Linked DNA regions of Mus musculus: region 1 is linked to region 2. The links are chromatin loops, found by intact Hi-C in ENCODE. Cell type or tissue: left cerebral cortex. All regions are shown on one strand. Each heading gives the region's core, and the rest is flanking DNA. Links, peaks and the distances in the headings are about the cores only.

Region 1 (3,768 bases), core at 402-2,901, 88 kb after region 2:
CAGCGAAGGTATATACTTTAAACACACAAATGTTGAGCTACAGAAATTCCTAAACTCCATCACCCAAACTCAGCCATTGTGAGGATTTTGCTACACTCGCTTCCTGAAATATTTGAAAGTAAAATCTAAGCATTATGTCATTTTACCACTATGCACATATGATGATCAACCTTTATTGATCCATACTAGATGTGGGCGGCCCCATCCCAGGGACCACTGAGGAGGAACCTACAGCTTCATTTGGGCAAGGCAAGCTGGCTAGCAATGGGGTTATAGCTGCAGCCTTTCTCTTTTAGCTTCCTGACTGTGGACACAGCAAAGTGGACAGTGACGTCACTCACCTGCTGCCTCATCTTGCCCACCACTGATAGGCCTGACTCTCATACTCTGAGTCAAAAGAAACCTTTCCTGGGATTGCCTTTGGCAGGCACATACTTACACAGTAATAATACGGTAATGCAACATCTTAATATGCATCTCTAAACAAAGTTAATGTTCACCCCACACAGACAAAAAAAAGCTTCCATACCTACCAAAATTAATCAATGGCTATTATATAGTCAATCTCCAAGCATTGTAAAAATGTCCTGTAATTCTCAAACACTGAGTTGGTTTGTTAAAATCAAGGTGTAAAAATAGCTCACCTATAATATTTGGTGATTGGTATTTTTAAGATCTGTACCAGTTATTGCCAACACTTCCTTTGTTCTAACAATGCCATTGACATTGCCAATGACAACTTTTGGTTGTCATGTAGAAAGCTCAACGTCATATGTGTGACAGGATGCCTTTTTGTGGTGCCGTTAGTGTGTTTCTCAGCTGGCAGTGTAGCTCAGTGGTAGAGTACAAGGACTTAGGTCCTACCCCTGACACTGTAAAACAAAGCAAAACTTATCTCCCATAACTGCTTGAAGAGCAGTTAAGTCTAGAGCAATATTGCAACCTAAAACACTCTCTGATGACGGGAACAATCTCTGCATTGTCTGTGTAATAGTCACTAGCTATGCGTAGCTACTGAGCACTAGGAATGTGACCAGAGCAAGCGAGGAGCTAGACTTTATGTATTTATTTATTTATCTTGCTTTAGCTAACTTAGTTATATGTAGCCACTATATTAGACAATGTGACACCAGTATCCTGATTGAACTTAATGTCAATTTCTTTTTTTTTTAGTCTTAAATGCCTCCAGATCCATCTTTTGAATAATACAAGTCAGCATGTAGTACTACCATAGTGATGTAGTTAAAGTTGTTCAGTGGGTCTATATAGATAGTAGTAGCCTGATCCTTTAGGGGGAGTTTTCCAAAGGATGCAATTTTAGTCATTTTTAACATATAAATGTCATGTTTACGGTTCGTTAAAAGCAAGGGAAGAGTTCATTTATTTATTCATAGTAAAAGAAAGGTACAATTTCTTCTTGAAATATTAAACTGTGCAAAAGCTGAAAAGTTAAAGTTTTAAAGAAAGACGTTGGAAAAGGATAGACATAAGATATAGTTTTGGGTTTGTTTGTTTGTTTCTAAAGGCCGGGGGTTGTGCACAAAAATCAAACAAATTTAGTGTTCTACAAACTCATGATTGCTGAATTGGCACAAAGACCCTTCCCCGCGCTTTATGACACCAGCACTGAGTCACAGAAGCCCCGCGGCTCCTAGTTCCTGAGAAGCCCTGACCTCTTGGGCAAATTTTGCCCGCGTGGGTCTGATGGGGAAAGATGGAATTTCTTGGAACCATTCAGACAGCGAGTTACTGTGGCTCCAAGAAAGACTGTGGCTTGCAGTGGCCGCCCCCTGCTGGGCAGGACCCTGAGGTACAGGAGTGCTACCAATCCTTTCACCTGCCCCGCTGCCGCTCTGCTTGGAGACCCAGAGTCTTCTACAAGGTCGCCACCACCCAGAAAAGCCAGGAGGATAGCGCAGGCGACCAGGGGCTGTCCACAATTCTGCCCTCGCTCCACTCCCCGCACTTCAATCGTTATACCCAACGCGAATGGGACCGCTCTAATGATCTGCTGATCAGTATTGCAGAGGCATCGCGGCTCCGCGCCAGCCGGCTGACAGACGACTCCCTGCGGATCATGCAGGATAAGGAGCAGCTGACACGCCAGATGCAAGAGGGAACCTTCCGGAACCTGGGCCAGAGGCTCTCCGACATCCGCTTCTGGAAGTCCGGGTTGTGTCATGAGCGGGACATGCTGATGGCGGAGATCAACAACTTGAAAACCCTCAAGATGCGCTTGGAGTGCGCCGCTAAGGAGGTGAACTGTCCCCTGCAGGTGACCCTGGACTATCTGTACAGTAAGGAGAAAAGGATCGGGATTAACCTGGTCCATGACAACGGGGAGAAAAACCTTCTCCGGGTAGCAGATTTACTTAAATGTTGCCAAGATCAGATGAGAAAATTAGCTAAACGAATTGATTCCCAGATGCAAGATAATCGAGATGTTCAACATGCCCTAGAGCAAGACATCGCAGACAAGAGCTCTGCACAGTCTATTGAGGAGAGATGTTTAAACCTAAAAAACACATCTGAATCCATTAACTTCTTCCGTGGCATGGAGAACTTTGACGAAACGGTCTCCGTTCCTGAAACCTGGGCCAAGTTCAGCAGTAACAACATCAGACACGCTCAGACTACGCGGGCCAAGTCTGTCCAGCTGCGGGAGGAGGTAGAGCACCTGTTTGAGACCTTGACAGCCCAGGTGTGGAGGCATTTCACCAACATCAACCTGGCCTACCAGTCTGCCCAACCTGGAGTTCTACAGGGGTGTGGCAAACACCAAATAAGACCCAGCAGCTGCAGAGCAGTCTTCTAGAAAGGCAGACACCACTAGTGAACCAGCAGTTCAATCCTGAAGAAACCTCTAGCCCTTTTCTTTTCTTCTTTTTTTTTTTTTTATACTCAGTCACCTTTATTAGTTATACCTCAGGTTATTTTTTTAAATAATATTTCACACCATTAAAGCAATCACACCACATTAATTAAATTGATGCATCCCAAATTCATGCGTCTTGATCTTTACAGGTGATAAAGATTACATCTCAATAAAAAAAAAATCCTTCGATGTCTTGCTTTGATGTTCTCTTTAAAAGAATTATAATGAAGAACCAATTCTTTTCATTTTTGTTTATGGGGGAAAGAGGAGGAGATAGCATCTTGCTGTGTAGCTTAGGCTGCACTTGAAAATTCTATTCTGTCTCAGACTCTCACCGCCAAACCTCACACTTGAAGGGCTGTTTCAAAGGTTTATTCTATCTCCTTCCACAAGTCGGCATCGAAACACCCAAGTATCCTTAAAGTCCAGGGTTCCTTCGACTCCGTACTGTTTCTCCGTTATCTTGAAAACTCCCTTGGAGATGTTTTCTTGACTGGTGCCCTTCCTGGTTGATATGCTTGCAGTCAGAACTGACAGTGGCAGGAAAGAATGAGCAGAGGTCAGAAGAAAACAGCGTCGCCCTTCTCCATCGCCGCGTACACCCGGGTGTTGTTCTGCTCATAGTCTTGGATGCCATGGTACATTTTTTAACTCCTCCCTCCCACTTGAGGTAATCATGTAGCTTCAGAGTGTGTTTGTGGGTGCCTGGGAGCACAACCAGACAACTGTTTCTGTTAATGTGCACCGTGGCTGTCCAAGCACAATTTGGTCCCTGGATAGGAATGGGAAATAGTGTAGATTCTGATGCAGGCGGGGAGGTGGGGAGGGGCGGGGGGCAGGGCGTCTACTAGCCAGAATCTGAAAGTTTATCAGCATCCCATGCAGAGTCATAA
Region 2 (3,768 bases), core at 767-3,266:
CTGCATGCCGGAAGAGGGCATCAGATAGCATTACAAATGGTCCTGAGCTGGGAATTGGTTGCTGGGAATTGAACTCAGGACCTCTGGAAGGGCAATCAGTGCTCTTAACCTCTGAGCCACCTCTCCAGCCCCTGTTTTACTTTTCACTTTGAGACAAGGTCTCCTACTACAGTCCTGGAAGACCTTGTACTTGCAATCCTGCCTGAGCGCCCTGAAGAACCCAGCTACTTTTCTTAGTCTTACAGTCAGCCACTCGTTTAACCTAAGGGGTCTTGGTCCTTTTAAGGATTCTGTTTAGAAACCAGAACACAGCTGATCTCCCTCCCTTCCAGTGCAGAAAACTGGGGCTATGTGGACATGACCATGTAAGGACTCGGGCATTCCTCTAGATTTATTCCACACACACACAGTGGACTTGATGCTTCTGAGCTCAACCCCATGCAGCTTTCCCTAGAGTTTTCCCTAGAGTTGCATGTTAGCTCTTCAGGAATGGGAAGCTCTGCCCCCCATTAACTCAAACACATCTGTATGCAGTCTTCATGCCACTTGGGCTCCTATGCTCATACCAGACACCTCCAAACAGGACACCCCCCTACGAGTCAGTTTGGGTCACACTGGCTTCTGGTTGCCTGTTTTGCTTGGCTCCTATCTAACTGTATACCAGGTTATTCAAGGAAGAAAATGAGAAATTGTATCCGTTCTTTTGTTATTTTATAGTATTTGTTTTAAAAAAATTATCATACAAGGTATTAGTCATCACAGTATTTGTTTGTTTGTTTATTTTTGGGACAAGGTTTCTTTGTGTTGTCTTGGCTGTCCTGGAATTCACTCTGTAGACCAGGATGGCCTTGAACTCACAGAGATCCACTTGCCTCTGCTTCCCAAGGGCTGGGATTAAAGGCATGCACCACCACCACCGAGCCCTTAAAGCATTTAATTTAATAGATTCTCCTTTCCCTCCCCTCCCCTCCCCTCCCCTCCCCTCCCCTCCCCTCCCCTCCCTTCTCCCTCTCCCTCTCCTCCCCTTTCCACCCCTCCCCTCCCTGCTCTCCTCTCTTCTTTCCCAGGAACTCTATGCTATGGTGTGACCTAAACTGTGTGATTCCCTTGAATTACGCCCTCTTGTGCAAGGAGTCTGTGCTGTAGACTCCTTGCTTCCTCCTTCGAGTCCCAATTCTCTCTGCTTTGGGCTTGGAGCCTTGGGAAGACAGCAAGCACCTCAGGATGGTTCCTCCTTCAGGGCCCCTGGCTGAAGGTCTGCTGGCAGAAGAAACCAGTTCAGCCGGGGCCATGGTCTTGCCTGATAGTTGGCTGTTGGTTCAGGCCAGCCCTATCAGTCACTTGCACGCCGATGCCCTTTGGGGGAAGGGGAAGAGGCGTTGGCTACGGAGCCCCAGCCTTTAACTGTGGGCTGACTTCCCACGTCTCAAAAGACTGCCAAGACAGCCCTTCAGACAGCTTTGTGAGGGAAATGGTTTTAAAAGGTTAGTCCAATTAAACACCCATAAAGGAAACAGTAGATGACTAACAGAAATTACAGGCTAGCTACACTCTTACTGAAATGGCAGACTCATTTGTGTCTTTGAGTAATTTCATAACACACAGTGCTTGCTCATAGAGAATGAAAACTAGGACCATTAGGAGTGTCCATCCAGTCCTTTCATTACCTCCCAGGCCTTGTCAGGTTGCGTTCCCTGGCTTCTCTCATTCAAAGCACGCCATCAGAAACCAAATTACTCATACAAGTGAGAGTTACAGACAAAGTAAATACGTAAAAATATAATCCAATTGAGCTGCCTTTGAGGCTTGAATTTCCAGCAAAACATTTCCTGGGACGGCATTTACGTCGACTCAGCGCCACCTGCCGGTAGGTGGAATCTTAGCAACTGAATGTTCATTGGCCAGGCACGGCCACGTGGGTAGAGTGGGGGCGGGGCAGCTCATTCCGCCTATTCATTCTGAAAGCAGTCAGGTGTGTTGGTGAAGTGCCAGGCGCTGTGTCCTCAGTGAAAGGAATATCATCACTGCCCTGTCTAGTGCCGTACTTCTTAAAACTAGGCACAAGCCGGAATCATCCTGAGATGAAGTTCAGACTTTTAGACTCTCCTCTAAAAAGATTGTAGTTAATGGACTAGAATAGGTCCTGAGAACCTGTATTTTTAAACAGAATGGCTGACTCAGCAGTTCTCAACCTGTGGGTTGCGACCCCTTTGGGGATATTTCACAGGGGTTGCCTAAAATCGTCAGAAAACACAGATATTTACATTGCCATTCATAATAGTAGCAAAATTACAGCTATAAAGTAGCACAAAAAATATATATATATGGTCGTAGATCACCACAGCATGAAGAACTATATTAAAGGGTCACAACATTAGGAAGGGTAAAGACGACTCATCTAGGTGATTCTGAGGAACAGGAAATCCATGAGGAAAAAGTAAATATAGAGAAAAGCCGAAAAATCTGTAAAGGCAATGGGGCCTGGGACTCCCCTACTTCTGCAGGTAGCACGAGGAGCCACAGCCAGAGCAGTTGTAGGCAACTGAAGGCTTAGGTTTGATTACTAGTGTAAGATGGGGGTGTGAGTATGATATGAATGTTGTTGCCCTGCTTTTAACTATGGCTGCAGGTGAGCCCTGGGCTCCCATTCATGTCCTGGATTGACTTGGTTTTGAATATAAGAAACAGGTATAGGTCCTATAGGTCCCCTTCTCAGCATCCTTCTATCCCGTGGGTCCTGGGGGTTGAACCCAGGTCATCACTGCTGTCAGCAAGCGTCTTCATGCACCGAGCCGGACCCCTGGCCTTCTAAGTCCTTTTGTTTTGTATTGGTTTTGCTTTGCTGGGAATGAACATGGCTTTCCTGCTGAGCCCCAGACTAGCCCGTTCTTTATATGACATCACACCATGCCCACAGCTGATCTGATCCAGCCCCTGGAATTCCTTTTATATCTGTGTAACTTTCTCCACAGATATATGTCTGTGGGTGCTATTTGGAGTCAAAAACAGACTTTTTCTGGATGTCCACTCTTTGTCCCTAAGGGGCATGGAGAAACTTCTCACTCTGTTCTTCTGCTGTTGATACAAAACACAGTTCTTGCCTCAAATGGGATAGTTTATTCTGGAGCCAAATGTGGGTGACCACAGCCCAGGAACACAGATCCAAGCAGACCAGAAAGATAGATCCCACTGCAAAGGGCCACATGAGATGTATTAATTATGGAACAAAGTCATAAGTCAAGACAGTTACCAAATACACTGGTGGAGACAACAGTTAGGCAGGCTACAGCAAAGCAGGGAACCTTTGTTATAGGTCCCAGATGTGATCTGCTAACATCCTAACTTCTGGGTTGGTGGAAACTGGTGGTCTGTTAAGAATACATCCTGGGTCAGACACAGGGATGGGCAGTGCATGGCTTTCAAAGATATTTTGCTCGGGTCTGTAACAGTCTTTGTGTATGTGAGGATGTGTAGATGGGTGTGCTTGTGTGTGTGTGTGTTTATGTGTGTGTGTGTGTGTGTGTGTGTGTGTGTGTGTGTGTAAGGATGCCCTTATAAGTGCACAAAGGCCAGGCCAGCCGGGAGAGGTCAGGGGACAGGTGACTTCCTCATTTGCTCTCTGCCTTATTCCCTTAAGATAAAGGAACCTGAACCTGGAACTCTGGTTTTCACTAGGCTGGCTGGACAGCAGGCCCCAGGATCAACCAGTCTCCACGCCTCATTCCCCCTTCCTCAGTGCTGGGGTTGCAGGTGCCAGTGGCCATACCT

Evidence for each region. Hi-C counts contacts between places; a loop is a spot of excess contacts. Peaks named below come from ENCODE experiments on the same cell type or tissue, not always from the same donor. Only the 100,000 strongest peaks of a DNase experiment are listed, where the experiment ranks them.
Region 1: it touches region 2 in a loop (2.4-fold over the local background); 6 of 42 quality-filtered maps call a loop at or near these places.

What each region holds. Positions count from the first base shown.
Region 1 is chr19:28,973,551-28,977,318 of GRCm38, reverse strand. It overlaps the pseudogene Gm3621 and the pseudogene Gm4844. Among named protein-coding and RNA genes, the nearest start is that of 4430402I18Rik, 7.6 kb to the right of the region's middle. In left cerebral cortex, for the core only: a CTCF peak has its summit at 1,791 (motif pointing left); DNase peaks (open chromatin) are centred at 1,807 and 2,030; H3K4me3 peaks cover 540 bases; H3K27ac peaks cover 380 bases.
Region 2 is chr19:29,062,161-29,065,928 of GRCm38, reverse strand. No RefSeq gene overlaps it. Among named protein-coding and RNA genes, the nearest start is that of Gm9895, 3.3 kb to the left of the region's middle. In left cerebral cortex, for the core only: a CTCF peak has its summit at 1,858 (motif pointing left); a DNase peak (open chromatin) is centred at 1,882; H3K27ac peaks cover 623 bases.